2 separate regions of the Homo sapiens genome follow, and region 2 is linked to region 1. A link is a loop called in an ENCODE intact Hi-C map of the cell type or tissue named here. Cell type or tissue: PC-9. All regions are shown on one strand. Links, peaks and the distances in the headings refer to the core of each region. The heading gives the core; the rest is flanking DNA.

Evidence for each region. A loop is a pair of places that touch in the nucleus more often than their neighbours do. Peaks named below come from ENCODE experiments on the same cell type or tissue, not always from the same donor. Only the 100,000 strongest peaks of a DNase experiment are listed, where the experiment ranks them.
Region 2: a loop joins it to region 1, with 16 times the contacts of the local background. A loop is called at or near these places in 2 of 110 quality-filtered maps.

Annotation. Positions count from the first base shown.
Region 1 is chr20:24,030,525-24,041,224 of GRCh38, forward strand. No RefSeq gene overlaps it. Among named protein-coding and RNA genes, the nearest start is that of GGTLC1, 47 kb to the left of the region's middle. RefSeq lists an enhancer at 4,368-4,662. In PC-9, for the core only: no CTCF peak of the experiment used is centred there; DNase peaks (open chromatin) are centred at 4,467 and 8,797; H3K27ac peaks cover 1,147 bases.
Region 2 is chr20:24,126,596-24,137,295 of GRCh38, forward strand. No RefSeq gene overlaps it. Among named protein-coding and RNA genes, the nearest start is that of WAKMAR1, 20 kb to the left of the region's middle. In PC-9, for the core only: no CTCF peak of the experiment used is centred there; DNase peaks (open chromatin) are centred at 4,976, 5,836 and 7,956; H3K4me3 peaks cover 1,329 bases; H3K27ac peaks cover 5,703 bases.

The DNA of each region.
Region 1 (10,700 bases), core at 1,333-9,332:
AGGAGGAAGAGCTGACTACTTCCTACCCTGGGCTCCATTTTTGTCAGGGCTCTACAGAGAGACAGAACTGACAAGATATAAAGAGAGGAATAAAACAAAAATCCAGATATTTCTATAAATCCGATTATTTGCCAAATTAAATGTGAAAGCTTGCCTCTATCTCTTTCCATTGTGTGCAGATATTTTGCACAGTGTGGATTTGGTCTCTAGGTGTGAGTGTGCCCTGGACACAATGCATAGTAGACAGACATTGTGCTTCGTTGTAGACACTGTGCTAGGCACGTATTACACATTGCCCCAAATCCTTATCACAAACACATCAGGAGTATGATGGCCAAGGAGGAAGCTGTGGCTCAGCCCATTGAGGCTGTATATCCAGGGATCAACAGCCAGTAAGTGGGTGTGCTGACTCCCAAGGCCAAAGCCCACCTACTTGCCAGGTAACTTTCTAGGGATATGAAGGCATTCTATGTTATGATGGTGTGTGTTACATGAGTGTATCTGTCTACCAAAAGTGTGCTTCCATGATTTATGCAATCAGATATGGGATATAATGGTAACTCATGTTTTTACCCAAGGATTTTTTCATCACCATAAAACATCACTTCTACTCAGCTTTATTCTAATGATTTGAGGCAGAGTTTAAAAATCTGTCAAAATTAAATATATTTTTAACAAAGTGAAGACATCTAGACAAACAGACAATGGGGTAGGAAAGATGGAGCTAAAACCAGGGCTGAGTTTCATTCACAGATGGCTCGAGGTCCTACTCAATTACTAGAAATGGGCTAAATATTCACCTCTAAGCTTTCCAATAAGCAACACAGTAGGAACAATATCAACGCAATAGGCCTCAGAGTCCATGAGAAATAAACTAAACAGTTGCTTAGGGAAAGCAGAGCTATTTCTGGTAAGAAATTCAGAGAGAGTTTTCCTTTGAGTCTTCATAAAGAAGACACTCTTCGATGTAGGGCGCAGCATTAACTACATTCTTATGCAAGTTGTAAAGGCTAAATCTCATAAAATATTTTAATATAGGCCATAACACCAAGCAGCAAAAATAGAGAACTAGAGGATGGGGAGATGGAATTTGCTGTGTTTGGAAATTAATACGATTATTGGTTTTCTGTGTTCTCACTTAATCCAGGGTTTTAAGGAATCTAGAGAAAAATCAGGATTGATGTTTTTCATTAGTGCGTTTTCTTACAACTAAAGCTCTTGAACGCTCTGGGTGGTGGGGAGTTTGGGTTGCACTTGGCTTGTGATGAGTTTCCCAGGGAGATGCACTTCTCAGCTGGACCACCTGAGCACACCACCAGGAAAAGCTTTTGGGTAACCCCGGAGGCAGGAAAATTTCCTATGGGTGCTTTATTCAGCTGTAGTCCTATAATCAGCCTTTCACATAATTTGATAGAACTGACCAATGTGAAATGAAACTGTTAATAAGATCCCAAACTCTCCAGAGAAGAGGACTCTCTATGGCTAGTAGAAACACCCAAATTAAAATAATGGAAACCCAATGGCCATAGTTAGAGAAGGGTGGTCACGTGCCTTTTGTTTCTGAAGAGGGCAGTTCCAAACAAACATGCTGTCTGTGCCTCTGAGCTAAGACAGTTCTTGTAAAGGGAGCTGAGGCACCATGGCTGGAAATCTCCTCCAACCAGCCTGAAAGGGCATCCAATAGACACTTATGGTTTGGGGTTTAGAAAGTACCCAGTCAAGACTGTTATTTTCAACCAATCAGAATTGAATGTGTTCAAATCATTCATTTACATATACAGACCTGATTGAAGACTGTGACAGGAATTTTCTTTATTTAAGCCAGACCCTTTCTTTGTTCTCCAGAATGTGCTTTTGTTTTCCACCAAAGCCTGTGTCTTCCCGATACCTAGATTGTTTTCTATTTAATAAAAAATAAAGTTCTCAACTTTTCCTCCACAGATCTCATGGTTTTTTGTTAGCACCTCAAATAGATGTGTATAAAGGTGGAAAAAGCAAATTTCCAGTGCGTTAGCTGGGGTTAAAGTCTCTGTTTTCACGCGTCGGATTTGGGCTTCATTCCCCAGAACCCACTTCCTTTTAACCAAGTGCATGCTTTCCCTCATGCATATACTTGAGTGATTTCATCAGGTGAAAGGAAGATTATAATGAACATCTCAAACTTTATACAATTTGAGGAAGTCCTTTTCAATATTTGTTTCTGTTTCCATCTTGCCAACCCAGCTCAGGCTGGCCTGACTTCCTTCCACCTTTCCTTTCTTCCTTGTTTACTTCCCATTTTTTGTTGTTGTTGTTGTTGTTGGGTAATTTAGGTATAAGTGTAATAGTCCTTATCACACTTCATACTAGGGAAATGGAGTTCATGATTTCTGGGTTTGGGGCAAGGATTTTATATTAAAAATCATCCAATGATTGGAGGCAAGAAGGAAAATCTCTTCTTTGGGGCCTCCTGAGAAAAGCTTCTAAAGATTTTCAGGGAGCCGTGTGTCCCCAGTGGAAACTGAAAGTATTTCATTTGTTTTATTTTCTTCAGTTGTGGTAGATGGAAAAATGGTCACAGTTCTATGCACCTCCACTCATCAAAAGGCAGGATCAGTTTCCCTCTTCATTGACCCTGAGTTTGACCAGGTTTGGCCAATAGAAGTCAGAGGAAGTGACAGGTGCCAGTTACAAGAAGTTCCACAACCCCTTTTAGAAATCAACTAAACCACTGTGTGAATAAAGCCAGGTTAGCCTGCTGGAGAATGAGGCCCAATTGCTCCCATCATCTCACATGACAGCCAACCAACCACCAGTCATGTGACTGAGGTCATCTTGGACCAGCCAAATTCCAACCAACCTTTTCAGTAGACCTCAGACACATGAACAAACCCAACTAAGATCAACCAACCCTAGACAGTTCTGCAGAGTTGCCCAGTAACACACAGAATCATGACCAATAATAAATGTGTACTGTTTGAAGTTGCCACATTGTTAAGTGGTTTGTTATGCCACAAAAACTAACTGACACATCAACTCTGAAACCTCCTTGGTTTAATCAGGGTGCTGGCAGGTACGGAGCAACTGTGCCCAGGGTAACATTACTTAGTCTCAGAATCATAATTAATTAAATTGCAAGTGACAGAAATATAATAAAATCTGACTTACTTAAAAAGGGGAATTTTTTGGTTCACAGAACCACGCTGCAGCAAGTACAAGAGTGCAACTGCGGACTCTTGGTTGACTAGAACTAGGAATGTGAGCCACATTGAAGTTTGCTCTTTCAGATTCAGTGCAATTGAGTGTGATGGAAACCTTTCTTTAGAAAAGAAAAAAGAAACATCATTCCAGGGTATGTTTACCATACATTCTCATGCAGGGAGGGTGAGGTTGATAAAAGATTGATTTTGTATGCTCCTTGCTAAGTAGCTCTGCCCTCTGGAAGATTCCCTTTGTCTCATGGCCTTTAGAGCTGAGAGCAGAATTAGGCAGACCTCACATGTTGAGGACTCATGGTGGAATTTGTTTTTTCTTTTTCTCTTTCTTTCTTTCTTTTTTTTTTTTTTTTTTGAGACAGGGTTTTGCTCTCGTTGCCCAGGCTGGAATGCAGTGGCATGATCTTGGCTCACTGCAACCTCCGCCTCCCGGGTTCAAGTGATTCTCCTGCCTCAGCCTCCTGAGTAGCTGGGATTACAGGCACCCGCCACCAGGCCAGGCTAATTTTTGTATTTTTAGTAGAGACGGGGTTTCACCATGTTGGCCAGGCTGGTCTTGAACTCCTGACCTCATGATCCGCCCACCTCGGCCTCCCAAAGTGCTGGGATTACAGGAGTGAGCCACCGTGCCTGGCCGGAATTTGTTTTTCTTTCCGGGTGCCTGGAATCTGAACCACCTTCCTATATTTTGGGGATCCTCTACCCACTGTGGCAGAATCTGGCCCCCATTATGTAAATGGAAAAGCCCGGATAGTGCGTTCCCAGCCTCCCTTGCAGCTGGGGCCTAGTCAACATGACCTGCCTCTGCCAATCAGGCACCTGCCCTCAGCTTACAAGACACCTGTGATATGAGGTGGCCATGGCTGCTGGGAACCCATTCTGTGATGATGGTGGTCCTGGGCAGCTGGCCCTGGGTTCTGTGGGGATCCGCAGCAGAGTTTCTAAGGAAAGCACCCAGTGTTCAGTGTCAGAGGTGCATCTTCAGCCAGCAGCTGAAACAGAGGTACTTCTACCAGGCCAGTTTTTGGGCTGCTGATGGCTGCACTGCTTCCTAGCCTGGCTCCCCTGTCTCCTTCAAGATTCAGTGAGCTTTCCAGAACACATTTTTGTTTGTTTGTTTACATTCCCCAGTCATTAGCTATTGCATACAACTATGAAGCCAGGATAAAACCACAGAGCATCTCAGTGAGAGCCCAGGTCCCATCTGTGCTGGTGCCAGCCCTGAAGCTGGACTCAGATTGGGCCATCACAGGCATGGGGATTTTCCTGTAATGCGATCCCTTTGAACTTTGCATATTTATTTTGCCTTGAGTGACTGTTGGCTTGCAACCAATGCCAAAAATCGAGTCATGTCATGATTGCTGAACCTTTGCTTACACTCTGAGGCACAGAATCCAGCCCCATGACTCAGCAAGGTGGACAGGTGTCAGGTCCAAGTATCTTTGCATCCATGGTCATGACCTGAGGAACACTGTCTGCACCATAATCTTACTCTTTTCTATCTGCACTCCGATGGCCCCATTTGAACCAGTTTGTTTCTTATGGCATCTTATTAAAACTCAAAAGCAGCAGTACAAAAAAAATGAGAAAACTTTGAAATGTCTTTTTCAAAAATCCAAGATTGTCCAGTGTTCTTATTATTCATTTTTTATGTAACAAATTACTCTCCAGTTTAGTGGCTTCAAATAATAATTTATTATCTCTCATGATTGGGTTCAACTGATGAATTCTCATGTGGGGTCTCTCAGGTTATTGCATTTACATATTGGCTAAGAGAAGAAGCATCTTAAGGCTCAGTGGGCTGGAAGTTCAAGGTGGCTTCTTCTGTCCCATGTCAGATGTCCAGCTGAGATGGCTGACTGGCAGGAGCTGGCCAACAGATCTCTCTTTCCATGCAGCCTCTTGAAGTGACCACCTCGGGCTTTCTCACGGCCTGGCTGTTGGATTTAGGGGAGAGTTTTCAGATCCAGCACAGTGCCACTTCCACCATATTTTATTGTTCAAAGCAATCCCAGAGTCTCCCCAGATTCAAGGGCAGAATAACATAGACCCCACCTTTCAGTGGAAGGAATATCAACGAATTTGTAGCTATCTTTATTCCTCTACTTGTTGGCGAGAGTTGAAGTCCCAAGAGAAAAACCTGTTATCTGTTGTCTTAACTTGGATTTCCCCAGAAAGAGATACTGAGGCAAAGATTGTGAGTTCAATGTTACCTGTGGAAACACTAGCAGGGTAGTGAGACAGAGGAGGGAAGAGATCCAATGAAAGGTACATTATCAAGCAGGTGACTGAGTATAGGAGATAGGGCTAATCCCAGTAGGGAACTCGGACAATATGTGGATATGTGCAGTCATGCTGACAGAGGTGTGTGGGAGCTGGGATTGTCCACTGCTGCTTCCAGATGTTAACTCCCTGGCACTTCCAGCCACTCTGGCATGTGTGTGCAGAGAAGATCTGGGAGCTTTTCAGGTGGAGAGAAGGCAGGCTTAGGGCTGGAAGCTTTCGGTTGGCAGCACTGGGTTGGGGCATGTTGATAGGCCACCGGCCATATCTGCACCCTAGTGAACCAGTGGCTTCTCTACCAAAATAGGAGCTGGAGGGACCTACGATACTCCTTAACATTTTTCTTCCTTCCCTTTGTGACTTCGTTCTCCCCTTTTGGAAACTATCACTTGGGATTATCTAGTTTCACCATTTATTGTTTCTGCCACAGAACTTTTTGGTTACAAGTTGCAGACTAGCTTGGGATAAAAATAGGGAAATATTGGTTTATGTCTCCAAACCGTAGTAAGGAAAGAGACAGAAGAAGGCATCAGGGATAGCTGGGTCCAGAAATCCATTACTGTCAGGCCTCTTACTCTTTCTGTCTCTTACTTCTTGCTTTCTCTGCACTTCAGCAGTACTCTCAGACCTGCTTCTCCACAGTATGGAAATGTGATTGAGGGCCTCTCAGGGCTCATATCATCCAAGCATTGCTACCAAAAATGAATTTGAACTTCCAAGTTTTAAAATTCTGTGGAATCACTCAGACTGACACAGCATGGCTCACTTGCCCAGCTCTGAAATGAATGGAAGGCAGGAGTGGGAGATGAGTGAATTATGAACGATAGTTTTCCTTGGAACTATGCTATTGTAGGGGTTTGGGGACACTATTTCCAAAAATAAGGGAGGTACCTTACCTGGAGTGGAAGCAGAAGCAGTGCTAATCAGAGGAGCTTTCGTCTTTAAATGAGTGGCTTATAAGACAACATTTCTCAAACTCTAGTGGTTCCCCTCAGACCTCCTGGCCATCCTCTGGAGGGGGCCCTGCAGAGCACAGAGAAGCAGAGTGAATAAAAGCTCAAGAGTATCCAAGAGAAAATACATATTTGAGAAGACGGCCTGTTCATTGATCAGGGAAAAGTTTCTTCACAACTTCATCCTCCACCTTTCCCACCTTCAAAGCCAACTTGTTGTAGCAACAAAGGACTATTTATGTAATAAAAATGTGGAGTCCCCTGCTTGAGGAGTGGGTAGTTTGTAAGGGGGAAATCTGCATAGGGCCCTGATTGTGCCCTCACCCTCTAGGGAGGCTCTTGGGGACCTCCTGGCTCACAGCAGTCCCTCCCTCTTTCAGCAATGCCTCCACTGGGCTCCCAAGGTGGGCAGTCATGGCGACATCATGCAGGACCCCAACTGGTAGTTAACTGACCCAGGGAGGGCCACATGGCCCAAGCTGAGTCTATCAGATTCTCTTTCTTGGAAAATTTGAATTTTGGAATCTGAACAAAGCTTATCTGAACTATGAGTTTTTGTGGTCAACATGCATCCCAGCTAAGTTTTTCTATTATGTATTGGCTATGTATAGTGAACAAATCCTGACTCCAAGCATGCTGGAGAGAAATGATTTTTTCACCCAACTTTGAGGTCTTGAGTTTCTGATGTGAAAGGGATGCTGGGAATGTATGAGAAAGGATCCTAAAGAGGCAGAGAAAGACAATCAAGTGGGGTGGAGGATGTAAAGAATTAAAGAAATTCTGGAACCTTAGATAGGGATGCTCCATCATGTTTTCTGTTACAAAGGATTCAAATAAATTGAGAACTGAGTGACCACTGGCACTTGGCGACCTGGTCAGAACAAGTTCTGCTCCACAGGTACCTGAATTCTCCTTTCCTCACAGGACTGCACTTGCTCAGTGGACTTTTGAGCAAAGCGTGGTGGCAGGCACAGAGCACAGCCCTGGGCTCCAGAGCCTGCCTTTTCCTTCAACTGGGTATCAACCCTAAAGTTCCATTTTGCCAGACAGAGCAACCTGGCTTGAGCTCCATCCTCAGCACAATAATATGGACTCACCATCTCACGCGCCTCTCCCTGGAATCCTCAACTATTTGCAGGGATAGCCCCAGCAGCCTGGCTGGCACAGTGTGACTCTTGCCCTGCAGTCATCTGTGCTTGATTCTAGGCTAGTCATGTGACCTGAACTTGGCCTATCATATCCTGTTCAGCAGAAATTTTAATATGAAGAACTAACTGAGGCAGGCACTGGGGTGGCTGGAGCATAGCTAAGCTGATGGCAGCATTTGGAGGGAAGGGTTTCCTTTCTCTGCTGAGCTTTCTGGTTGTTTCACACCTCACTGCTGGGGTGCTCAGTCCTTCCTGGAACTCATGAGGTGTCCACTCACCTTTTCATAGACCCTATTTGTTGCTTAGATATTGCAGTTAAAGTTAAGCAGTTGGTTTCCACTGGTTGCAGAAAATAGAACTTTAGTGATAATATTCACTTGCTTTTTTACCCAAAATTATGAGGACACTTAAGCCCTTTAAATTTAGTCACAAGCAGAAGGAAAGAGGAGGCTGGGAATGAGTGACAGGTTTTCTTTGGAGGGGTAGAAGGATACTAGTGACTCCTTAATTCAAACGTATGGAAATTCCAAGTTTGTAGCAGCAAAGCTCAAACTAAATAACTTTTTGTACATTTCAAGAAACTCTAAATAATGCAGAACAATAAAATGCTTTATTTCTAACCAACACTCAATCTTGCAAAGCCTGATGTTCGAAAGAGGTCAGTGAGATTTAAGAGTTTTAGCTGAACTCTGGATCTATACAATTTTGAATGCCAGAAATTTCAATCCTTTCAGACCTTCTAAAAAGAATATCCATCTGGGACCATTCAGCAAAGAAAATGAAATTCTGGCCTCCAGGCAGTTCTGCATCTGCAGGCATGAGAAGCATTTTTCATAACCATTGTGCTTTCTTGGGTGGCTTTGAGCCCCCATGCCACCAAGGACTGTCCAGCTACACGAGTCAGCCTGGAGTGTGCTCCCTGTTCCACCTGAAGCCATGCAGGCAAAGGCTGCAGCATGAGGCTTCTGAGGCTCCCAAGGTGTGTTCAGATGCTGTGTCTTTCCCCCCACCTCATCTACAGGTCAAGCCCAGGTAAGATGAACGCCCTGCCCTTTGCAAAGGCCTTGTGAAATGCAAGAGCAGCTTCCACAGAGAGATGCAGACACTGAGGGCCCATGTAGCTGAAGCCTCAGAAGCTGGTCCACCATGTTCTGCCAGAACAGGGGAATCATCATCCTTATAACCACCCGGAAGCATGGAGACAGGGCCTCATAAATCATGCAGCACAAAACCCTGGTTGGACAGCAGGCAGGGTGGCAGCCCTGACACCCACAAGGATTGCCTGGGGCTGCAGCTCATTAGTGGTACCTTGAAAAAGCTGGAATCTGGGTGTCCCCAGGAGATCTTTCCCCGCCTGCTGGCTTCTTTCCATGGTGCTGTTTGCCTGCTGGCCCCTGGTGAGGGCCCTGCAGGGCGGGAAAATGGGGACTTCTTATTCCTTTCCACTCTGTGTGAATTGATTTTCCCAACTAAGCCCCAAGTTCCAGTAACTTACTGGGTTGTTGGAGTCACTGGCTATTTTAAACTATCATTTTCATCTGAAGCATTTCACTCTTTAGACTGACATTTAAATGCATGTTCAAATGTGGGCAGCCTTCCCTCAGAGCCCAGGCACTGGGCTGGACCCATGCATAGATGCTCCTCCTTTGCCCCCACGTGGAAACCACGAGACACACACTCCATGCCTGCTGAGGAGGTGAGGAAAACAACTCCAGAGAGTGTAAGAAGTGCATGTGCAGACACACACAGGACCGGGTCCCCTTGGTCCTAGGGGCTGTCCTAGAGGTGAAGTCTGCGCCCCTCTCCTCCCACCTCCTCCTGAGCACGTTGCTCCTCTGCAGCTTCTTGTGCTGAATGTGTCTCCCCTGCAGGCCTCTTAGCATGTGGCCTGAACTTGGGGTGCAATGGCTCTTCTCTCTCCTCATTGCCACTTCCACACCACTCTCCCTCCTTAAAATCCCAGCCCCGAGGCTCATGACGTGAGCCATACCACCTGCTGCCCCTCTTTAGACAGTTGGGTATAGACCCCTGTGGCCGTTTTCCTTTATTCCTTGGAGGTTTCAGCTTCCCTGACCATCCAGTCCTCCACATGGAAGACCACGCAGAGGCTCTGTCCAGTGCCCTAGCCTCGCAGCTCCTTCGCGCCTCCATAACAAAGCCTTGCCCTCCACTCACTGCAGCCACTCATGCTGCCCACCCCCGAGACCTTGTCATTAGCAAACAAAACAGGGAAACTTCTATCATCTGGATTCAAAGCAGCCCACATCCTTACCACCTCTTATCTTAACATAATTTAATAGTTGCAGAAAAAGTCCCCCACACCAAAATTTAAAAAAAATTAGTTGTACACATGCAGGGCAGGATAGATTTGGCTAAACAGAAATCTAAATGATATAAGCTGAAATAAGCAAAGGTTGTGTTAATGGAAATTTTCAGTATTGGAGCAAAGACAGAAATCCTGCTGTAGATGAACTGGGGAGGCCAGGTCATAGCACCATGCCCATTTTCTGGTAAGACTATTGAGGCGAATCCTCTTCAGGAATGTTGGAAGTGAAGACGTCCATGATACCTAGTGGGTGAGGTGAGTTGATCCTGGAGAAGTGAAGTCTCAGTGGCAATGTTGGTCCTGAGGCCACTGGCCATACTGTTAAAAAAATTTTGATTTATGACCAACTCATTTATCATAAAAACCTATTTTTTATGAGAAGTTTGTAACTTCAGAAAAAAGTCTAAAGATTTGGCAGTGTTAACTTCTTTTGCCCATGACTACCACAGGGGCCCCTTGGGTTCACTACAGGCCTCACCCTGTACCCTCCTCCACCTCTACCCAACCTACTCCTGTTTTCTCCTCATTCTACTCCAATTGAGTGTCCATGCCCTCCACTCAACCAAAACTGCCCATTTCAAGGTTACTATTGATGGCCACACTGCAAAATACAGAGCTGAATGCTCAGTTCTCACCTTACTTGAAGTTCCTGCAATGTTTTTGTTGTACTTGAGCCAACTAGCAATTATTACATGCAATTGCTCCCAGTGTGAGGAAGTCAATGGGAAGAGGTAACCAAGAAGTACAAAACACTTTTTGCAAACTAACCACACATTTATTCCCATTTAACAAGTTA
Region 2 (10,700 bases), core at 1,391-9,390, 96 kb after region 1:
CAGAGTAAACAGACAACCTGCAGAATGGGAGAAAATATTTACAAACTATGCCTCTGACAAAGGTCTAATATCCAGAATCTATTAAAAACTTAAATCAACAAAAAGCAAACAATCCCATTAAAAATGGGCAAAGGACAATGTGGAAATGCAAATCAAAACCACAATGAAATACCATCTCACACCAGACAGAATGGATATTATGAAAAAGTCAAAAATAACAGATGTTGGCAAGGCTATGGTGAAAAGGGAATGCTTATACACTGCTGGTGAGAATGTAAATTAGTTCAGCTATTGTGAAAATAAGTTTAGAGATTTCTCAAAGAACTTCAAACAGAATTACCATTCGACCCAGCAATCTCATTGCTGGATATATACCCAAAGAAATATAAATAGTTCTACCATAAAGCACGTGTATACATATGTTCATCACAGTGCTATTCACAATAGCAAAGACGTGGAAGCAACCTATATGCCCATAAATAGAGGACCAAATAAGGAAAATGTGGTACACATACACGATGGAATACTACACAGCCATACAAAAGAATGAAATTGTGTCCTTTGCAGCAACACTGATGCAGCTAGAGGCCATTATTCTAAGCAAATTAACCAGGGAAACAAAAGCAAATACCACATGTTCTCACTTATAAAGTGGGAGCTAAACCTGGACACAAAGAGGGCAACGGTAGACACTGGGGCTTATTTGAGGAAAGGAGGGAGGAGGGTGAGGGTCAAAAAACTACCTGTCAGGTACTGTGCTCAGTACCTGAGTGATGAAATCATTTGTACACCAAACCCCAGTAACATGCAATTTACCCATGTAAAAAACCTGCACATGTACCCGCTGAACCTAAAATACAACTTAGAAATAAAAACGTAGTCCCAGGCCACCCAGGTCCAAGAGGAGGGGCCATATACCTCACCTCTCAATGGCAGAGGCATTAAAGAATATGGTCCTCCATACAGACAGAGGCTAGACTTCTGAAGAAATCACATGATGCTTGCCCCATCCTGATTGCTTTGTTCTTTATGCTCTTCTCTGGAGAGCTCTCCCCCAATAAATTGCTTCTCAAGAATCCTCATCTCAGACTCTGCTTCTAGGGACCCAAACCATTAAGCTAACACCCATCCCTTGTCATTCTTGCCAGCAGCAGCACAGTCTTATTGAAGTTTATTAATGGAGCCCCAGCCAATCCACTTCTAGAGTTCCCAGCTTCCCTGGCAGCTGGGGTCAGGTGATTGTTGTGCAGAATCCCTATTAACCTCAGTAGGGAAAGCACCAGGTTCAAGAGGCTGAAGAAGAGATCCAGAGCCAGCAAATGAGACATGGGGTTTTATTAGGGGCTACATACAGGAGAGAGTCTAGTGGCTGTGGATGGGACAGGAAAACTGCCTTACATGCAGAAATTGTCCAGTGGCAGCAGGCTGGGCAGTAAAGCCACAACTGCTTGCAAACAGCATGCAATTTATATAGCATTTTCAATTAATACCCTCACCTTATCGACCTCCAGCTGACAACTTTCATCCAATCCAAAACTTGGGGCCTCAATCCTCTGTATGGCCCATGTTCCATGAGACAGGCCAGGGGTTCAGATGTTTCTCACAGACAAGGAACTAATCACCGGGTTGGCCACATCGAGGTTCCCTAGCTCAGAACACACATTCAGGTGCATCTGCTATACTGGGTCATTTCCCCGTGTAACTTAAATTATTGCTATCAGGTGCATTTACTCTACATTGACCCAGTTCTGATCAATGAAAGTCAAAGGAATTCTTTTGTGGAGCATCTCAAAATTGTTCTGCTTTCTGAGTAAAAGGAAGCATACACACTGGACACCACCCCCTCCCTGGCCCTCTTTCTTTTACCTTGAATATGGTTATGATGACTGGAGCTGCAGCAGCCATTTTGCAAATGTGAAAGAAGGGTCAAGAGAGTATGAATACCACCTGCTTTCATGTTGTCAAGCCACTGAACCAATGGCAACAGCTGCCTACCTCGGACTTGTCAGGTGAAGAGAAACAACCTTTTGTGTTGTTATTGTTCAGGTCATTGTCTCAGGTTTTATGTCACTTGTAACCAAGTGCAATCCAAACATCCTTGCAGGGGATAAAATAACCAAACTAATAGTTGAGGAACAAAGACATCTACTTTTCAGTTCAAACTGATACCCACTGAAGAGAGATATATTTACAAGATGACATTAAAGATGCAATTTGAAATATTAGCTTAATTTGGAAGACATTTTCCCCTTTAATCTGTGTTTAAAGTTAGCATGACATAGTTGAGAAAACAGTCTAATCCACTTTCCTTTATCATTTGAAGGTTTTTTTTCCTCTATTTAAATGAAAATTACTGATTGTCATTTCCACAGATGTTTTAGAACCTAGATGTATTTTGCAAATCATGGAAGAACTAACAATGTTCAGTTTGAAGCTGGCTTATCCTTCTCCATTTAATTCTGTTCTCTACTCATTCTGTTCAAATGGGCTTTATTAGGGCCTGAAGTCAATAATAAAAAAGGAATGGAATTCAGCATCACCATTGCTGCAGCTGTCTCTATTTTAATACACATGCTCATGAGGAGACATTTCCCTCCATGACAGTAACTTGCAACAATGGAGTAAGGAATTGGGGCTTCCCTTTGTCTTCCTTGGGGACAACAGGCTGAGGCCTGGCCAGACTACTTCTAACTCTACATCCCCACCACTTGCTATCCTCCCAAACTTGGTTTTGGGAGGAAACCTTAATTTAATATAGAACTCTTAGTATTACATAGCAAGTTCGCTTAAAAAATGCAGATACCTATTGCTTTAGTTTGAGTTCCAGGCAGGAAATCAGATGCTGAGAAAATAGTTTGGTGGAGGAGAATTTATTCAGGGAGCATGACCCTAGAGAATAGGAATAAAAACTGGAAGAAGCAAAGCAGGCAAAGGAATAAAGACAATTCAAGCTTGTGCCTTGAGCAGGTCGCCACTGTGGGCAACTGGGGTTCACTCTTGCTGGGCTTCCTCTGGGAGGTCATGTGGAATACCCCTCAAAATTTTCCACACAAGATATAGAAGAAAGGAGTCCTCTTGGTTAAATTCAAAAATTCAAACTTAAAATAATTCAAATGTATGAAAGTTTGAACTTTAACTTATCCTGACCTTGAGGGAACGTGGCTATGCAACTTGAGTCATGTGCAAGCAGCTGTGACTTCTGCCTTTTTTCTATAAATGATTAAGACCAAAGTGCACCAGAGAAAAGACCCCCTCAGATCACCACCCCTCCTCATGGAATAATAAAGTAATCTGTAACCAACCAAATAGCTGTGGCACCTGCACCTGGTCTTGTAAGGAAACTGTTGTGATTCTGTTGGAACTTTTCTGTCTCTGCCTATGTAAATGAAACCATAACTTTCCCACTCTGGAAATGTTGACCCCCTTTCATCTGGAGTCAGTGCTTTCCTGGGTGGCCACCCTCAAGCTTTGTGCTCATATAAACTCTATACTCTGGATGGAATGAAGAAAAAAGCCAAAAAAAAAAAACACAAAAAAACAAAAAACACCTCTGTAAGATATTTAAAGAGGTTTATTCTGAGCCAGTATGAGTGACCATGGCTTGGGAAACAGTCTCAACAGATCTTGAGAAAGTGTTCCCAAGGCAGCTGGGTTACAGTTTGGTTTTATACATTTTAGGGAGATAGGAGTTGTAGGTAAAATCATAAAGGTGTATATTGATTCCACCTAAAGAGGTGGGATATCTTGGGGAAGGTGGGTTTACAGGTCATAAGTAGATTCAAAGATCTTCTGATTGACAATTGGTTTGAAGAGTTAAGCTTTGTCTAAAGACTCGAAGTCATCAGAAAGAAGTGCTTGAGTTAAGATAAAGGGGAGTTGCAGAGACCAAGGTTCTTGTTATGTAGATGAAGCCTCCAGGTAACTGGCTTCAGAAGGAATGGATGATAAATGTCTCCTTCCAGATCTTAAAAGGTATCAGACTTGTTGTTACTCTCTGCTAGATCTAGGAAATGCCTGATTATACTCATGGAGATTCACTGCAGATGCAAATTTCTCCCACAAAAGACAGCTTTTCAGGACCATTTCAAAACATGTCAAAGAAATATATTCTGGGATAAAATATTTTTATTTCCTTCAGGGTCTGCTTCTGACTTGTGATTGATACCAGAGTCAGGTTGGAATTTGGCACCTTTTTGCCACAAAGGGTCTGTTTTTTGAGTCTGTGGTCTCTATTTTAATGCTAATGCTGGTCCCTTGTCCCTAAACCTTTAAAGGATGGGTATAATGAGGTGTGTCTCACATCACTTTCCAGCATGGTCTGGAATTCAGCTTTTCACAATTCTCTAAGTTTCCTGTGGCCAAGATGGGGGAATCTATTCAGTCAGTTTGTTACCAGAAAGGGGTCCCGATCCAGACCCCAAAAGAGAGTTTCTGGCCTTATGCAAGAAAGAATTTTGGGTGAGTCCAAAGAGTAAAGTGAAATCAAGTTTATTAATAAAGTAAAGGAATAAAAGAATGGCTACTCCATAGGCAGTGTAGGGCATGGGCTGCTCTACTGAACATACTTATAGTTATTTCTTGATCATATGATAAACAGGGGTGGGTTATTCATAAGTTTTCTGGGAAAGAGGCAGAGATTTCCTGGAACTGAGGTTCCCTCCCCTTTTTAGACCATACAGGGTAGCTTCTGGACATTGTCATGGCATTTATAAACTGTCGTGGCACTGGTGGGAGTGTCTCCTAGCATTCTAAGGCATTATAATTAGCATATAATGAGCAGTGAGGAGGACCAGAGGTCACTTTCGTTGCCATCTTGGTTTGGATGGGTTTCGGCAGGCTTCTTTACCACAACCTGTTTTATCAGCAGGGTCTTCGTGACCTGTATCTTGTGCCAGCCTTCTGTTTGATCCTGTGACTAAGAATGCCTAATCTCCTGGGAATGCAGCACAGCAGGTCTCATCCTTACTGTACCTAGCCCTTATTCAAGATGGAATCAGTCTGGCTTAAATGCCTCCAACAGGTTGGGTGGCTTAGGATTTTATTTTTGGTTTGCAATACTTAATCACATTCTCTGAATCTCATTATTTAAAGCTGACATCCTGTGTTATGCCATTCTTGCATTGCTATAACAAATACCTGATACAGGGTAATTTATGAAGAAGAGAAGTTTAATTGGCTCATATTTCTGCAGGCTGTACAGGAAGTGTGGTGTCAATATCTACTTGGCTTCTGGGGAGGCTTCTGGAAACTTACAATCATGGTGGAAAGCAAACAGGAAGCAGACTCATCACATGAGGAAAGGAGGAGCAAGAAAACAAGGGGGAGGTGCCACACACTTTTAAACAACCAAATCTCACAAGAACTCACTCACTGTCACTAGAACAGCACCAACGAGATGGTGCTAAACCATTCATGAGAAATCCACCCCCAGGATCCAATCACCTCCCACCAGGCCCCACCTCCAGCATTGAGGGTTATATTTCAACATGAGATTTCGGTAGAGACATATTCAAACTATATCATGTCCCCACCACCCCCATACCCCAAATCGTCAAGAATGCCCCTGTGGTGCCATGTCCATGTGCTATGAGGTAGCACACGTGTGCATGCCAGGTGAGTTCCACAGGTGACCCTTATGTGGTGTCATCTGACCCTGATGTCAGCCACACTTATATGGCTCCCCTGACCCTGATGTGGAGAGCAAGAGGTGCAGGGTTCAGGGAAGTGGACTCTTCTGGCCACACTTTGCAAAGTTAATCAATGCAGTGAGAAAGAAAAATAGCTCAGAGCAGTCTGAGGAATGTGAGTTATGCAAAATTTATCAGGCCCAGAGAGTAGGAAACTTCAGTCAGCCCTGCACCCATGGCCAGGGGCAATTATTTAAAGGCATTTAGTTCTTTCTTTTCTTCCCTGTAGTTTCTAGACTAGCTGATAAATGACCTAAAATGTTACTGCAAGTTTCACAATGTGACCTCACCCATGATCTTCATGTTCCTGGAATTCATGATACAAATAACAATGTCTAGTCAATCACTAATTAATGTAATTTCCATAAACCAGTGAGAACTCCCAACAAACAACTTTGTATCTTCCCACTCCCTGTACCCCTTTGCCTTTAAAAACCTGCTTGTAACAAAGACAAAATGGAGTACATATCTAGGGTCTCAGTATTCTAGGCAGCTGTGAGCATCTTGCCTCAAGTAAACTACTTAAAGTTATATTTTGTGCCTCAGCTTCTTCCTTTAGGTGAACACCAGCAAATGGCTGGAGGAAGGGTGGACAAAGAGGATACAAGGTAATACATGGGAAATGCTCAATTCAGCATCTAATAGGAGAGGTCAACAAAGTTTTCTGAAGGAGATAGGAGCCATACAGAGAGTAAAGAGCACATATAAACCCATGGAAAAAATAAAAACATGGTAGCACACTGGAACACCTAATGGAAGTTGGAAGAGAAAAAAATTATCTGGGTGGCAGAAAAAAAAAGAAGATGGAAAAGAGGTGGGTAAACAAAGAGTTCTGAAATCAGAACTGACAGAAGAAGCTAAATGATTCCCAAGAGTTAGAAAGAAAGTCTAAAAATGTGGGGAGGAGTGCAAAAAAAGCAGGAATCAGGGTGGCTTTGGGTATATAGCAACAATATTGGATGGTAGAAAATAATGAAACAATGTCTTCAAAATTCTGAGGGAAAATTATTTCTAACCAATAATCCTTTCCCTAACCAAACTGTCAATAAACACAAGAGTAAATACTGTATAGCATGCAGATCTTGAAAAATTATCTTTCACATGTCCTTTCAGAGAAAGCTGTTCTGGAGCTTGGAGGATGTGCTCCACCAAAACAAGGGGCTAAACTGAGAAACAGGAAGACGAGAGATCCAGAAAAGGAGGTAAAACTTGAGAGAGAGAGTTAAAGTGGATCCCCAGCATGACAAAATGACCCTAGGATGGCAGCTGTGCTCCAGTTCCAGAGGATGAGCAGTTTTAAATGAAACAGGCTACAGAGACCCTGGGGAGATGTTAAGAAAATGCAGTTGGTGGAATACCTGTTACAGGTAAATGATTTATACCAGAGTTTGCACATTTTTCTTGAAGGACCAGATAGTGAACATTTCGGACTTTGCAGGCCGTATAGTCTCTGTTACAACCATTGAACTCTGTCATTATAATATGGAGTGAAAGCAGCCATAGATAATACAGAAACTAATGGGTGTGGCTGTGTTCCAGTAAAACTTTATTTATAAAAAGATAAACAAGCTAGATTTGACTTGCAGGGCATTGTTTGCTGAGTCCTATTTTGAACAAGGTGAGTGAACTCAGAGTATAAATTAGTTGTGATTTCATAGCAATCTAAGCACATAAAAAGCCAAGATAAGTTTTAACTCTATAGAAAACAAAATTTTTAAAATGTTTCTCCTAAAATATCAAGATAATTGTGCATATGACATGGCTCACCTGTGAATGATCTTTATACAATCACAATCATGTAGACACTGAATACTCCTCTACCCCAGTTTGTGATATAACCATGTGGGAAGTACATGAGGGGTGGGAGGGGTGACAGAAAGAGCATGGGTCTTGTTTGCTGTGGTGGGAAGCCTAGAGGTAACACCCAGAAGGCAGAATCAAGAAGTAGCCACAAAGCCATATCATTTAGGTGCATGACAGAACACCTCAATAACAAGAAGTAAGGGTTGGAACAGGAGGCTCAGTGAAGAGCAATTTAGGAGAGTCTCTGGCGGCCTGGAGAGAACTGTCTCAACTTCCTGAGCCTACCTCCAGGGCCTCTGCCCAGACCAGACCTCCTGGGAGCAGAGCACGCTGTGACACTCCTAAAGTGGAGGCTTGCCAAGGGGTGCAGATGGAGCTTGGACATGTGGTCAGGGTGCTGCTTGCTTCTCGTTTTCCACACTGCTAGGCAAAGCAGGAAAGGGCTATAAAGAACAAAAGGGAGGGGGTTATTTAGAACAGAAAAGGGGGTCAGCCCTGGCCTGGAGCTGGCTCTCCTTGCAAAGCCACATTCCAGCAGGATGATTCCTAGGATTCTATGAATTCTAGAACAATTGAAGGGGTATTTGCTAAGGCAGGAAGACAGGATACATTTTATTTAATGGCTTGTTTTATTGATACATGTAAACCAGGTCCTGCCGTTTACATAAGGGCAAAGATGTTGCCTTTGCCCACCGCACAGTGTGGGAGCCCAGCCTGGAGCAGCCACTGGGGAGAACGGGGTAACTGGAACAGAACTCTAGGGCACAGCTCTGAAAAGGAGATTTGCTGGTCCCATCTCCAGTGCAGATCCTTGGCCTGTGCTGCCCGGTTCAGGGTGGAGGTCTGCTCCCGGCTCTCAGGGCCTCCCTTTCTATCTGAGTCTCCACCGAGGCGGCTCTGAGAGAACCCAGCTGACTCAGGGACAGTGGAGCAGAGGCTGGAGAGGACAGCGGTGAGCCTGGGCAGCGCCGGGTCGGGACCCCGGCAGCAGAGGCCGCGAAACCGCCCTGGATTGGGGTTAGCTGGGATCAGATTCTGGATCAAAGCAGGTACGAGGTAGGGACACTGTGAGGTGAGTCCATGGACACATGGGTGCGGAGGTGGTGGCGCCGGGGAAGGGGCAGGCACAAATGCTCACGCAGCCCCGCGCTCTGCGGGTCTCTCCCGCTCACTGGTAAAGAGATGACAGATCTGCTTGAGCGTTTTGGTGCGGCAGGACTGTGCCTGTATCTCCTACATTCTGTCCCAAAACCCTGGGCAGGATTTTGTCCTCACTTCACACGTAAGAAAACTCAGGTTCAGAGGATTAAATAGCATGCCTAAGGCCAGGTGAGCAACTCCACGACCCCACAGCTGCCCTGGCGGCCTCCAGGAGGCCTCCTAGCCTCACTGCCTCACTTGGTAATGTTGGGCAGAGCTGGGGTCTACCCGGGTGCTGCATCTCTGGGCAGAGCAGGAGCTTACCTTTGGAAGGAGGCATTGGACTTCTGGGGAAAGTTTAAAAAAAAAAAAAAAGCCCACTCCTGTTTTGTGCTCCCTGCCTGTTACCGGGCTTTCACTAGCCTCTTCGGTCAGGGCAGCGTGACTTCCGTAGTGACTTGGGTAATCTTTACAACACAGATGGCTTTTCTCAGACCCTCAAATAACTCATTTACACATTCTGGATCCATTATGGGAAATTCGGAATAAATGGATGCCTGGTATGACTAGGGAAATTAAACTACAGCAATAGAAAGCATCTTACCCGGACTTCAACAGCCAACCAGGGAGCACATGCGCTGCGTACCCAGAAGCCACACAGCCTGAGCCTCTCCTGCTTCCCGGCCGTGCACCAGCAGTTCCTGGAAACACTCACAGGATGCGCCTCTGTTCTCAAGAAGCCACATGCCCCTCGGCTACAGAGTGTCAACCCACAGTCTCCTGTGTGCCTATCGGGGTCAGAAGTGATCATCGGGGTTGAGAGCCTCACTTAAGAATTTAACAAGGCCCAGGGTAGATGAGGGAGCCGTGCTCAGAGCTGCGTCGGCCAGCCCTCCATGCTCAGCCACATCTCTTTCCTAAACTATGAAGGGGATGGTGGGACCTGCTCTGTGGACACTGAGGGACTCACAGGTAGTGTAGGTGATAGGCCCCCGCCGCGCAGGACCCACCCATGCTGGGCAGGCTTGCTTCTCATTTCCACATGCCAGGCCAAGCAGGAAAGGGTTACAGAGGAATGGACCCTCCTGGGTGTGGACGTCTCCTTCATAACCCCTGGAACTAGACAGAGAGGAACACCTGGGGGTTAAGGTGCAACGGGACCAGTGCTGCCCAGTCACCTGTGGAGACAGGCATTTCTTTTCTGATGCTGTTCATACACCAGCCACCAGACCCACGTAGCTGTTAAGCACTTGAAATGCAGTTAGTGGGACCGGCGCACTGATTTTAGTTTAATTTTAGTTAATTCACATTTAAATTTAAAAAGTTGAGTGTGGGTGGTGGCTACCATATTGAACAGTGAAGATCTAGCCCACAGGGTATAAATGACAGGTGCTCATTAGTGTCCAGTCTGACTCTTTCTGGGACATTGTCACTGTATCCTGGATTCCATTCCTGAAAGCCTGGCATCTGTAGGGTTCTGCAGATGTCAGCAGAGTTTATCAGGCCCAGCTGTTGACTCCTGGAGCAGGTGTGCTGACTAGTAAGTGAGATCATGTGCAGAGCTGCCATATGCCCTGTGCTGTGGGCAGACCTATGTGTCATCTTTACTTGTGTTCTGATCAAAGGAGGGAAGGTGTAAAAAAATTCATGGAAAGTGTAAAGTGTCAGGGAATATTAGTTACCATGATGAACAGTAATTATCAGAGTGACCTAATTTTGTACCTTCCCCTTTTTGTATCTTGTGTAATATTCACATGCCTGTGGTGGGGCCTGTCTCCAGTTTACAGAATTAAAAATGGGCTGGGAGGTGAGGTGTCTCCCCAGGAAACAAGGAAATAAGTGCAGGACTTAGAGGAGCTGAGCTGTCCCAACCCCCAGGGCCTCCACAGCTGCTTCATGCGGGGACATGGAGCCTGAAGTCTCCATTCTCGTCCCACTCTGTGCCTGTCCCAAAGCAGCACTTCTCCCTCAGACTTTTTCTTTTTGAAAATTATTTGAATAAATTTCTTCTTCTAATTCCCTAAGATCAAAAAAATTGTATCCTTTATAGATTTAAAAAAGCAGCAGTAT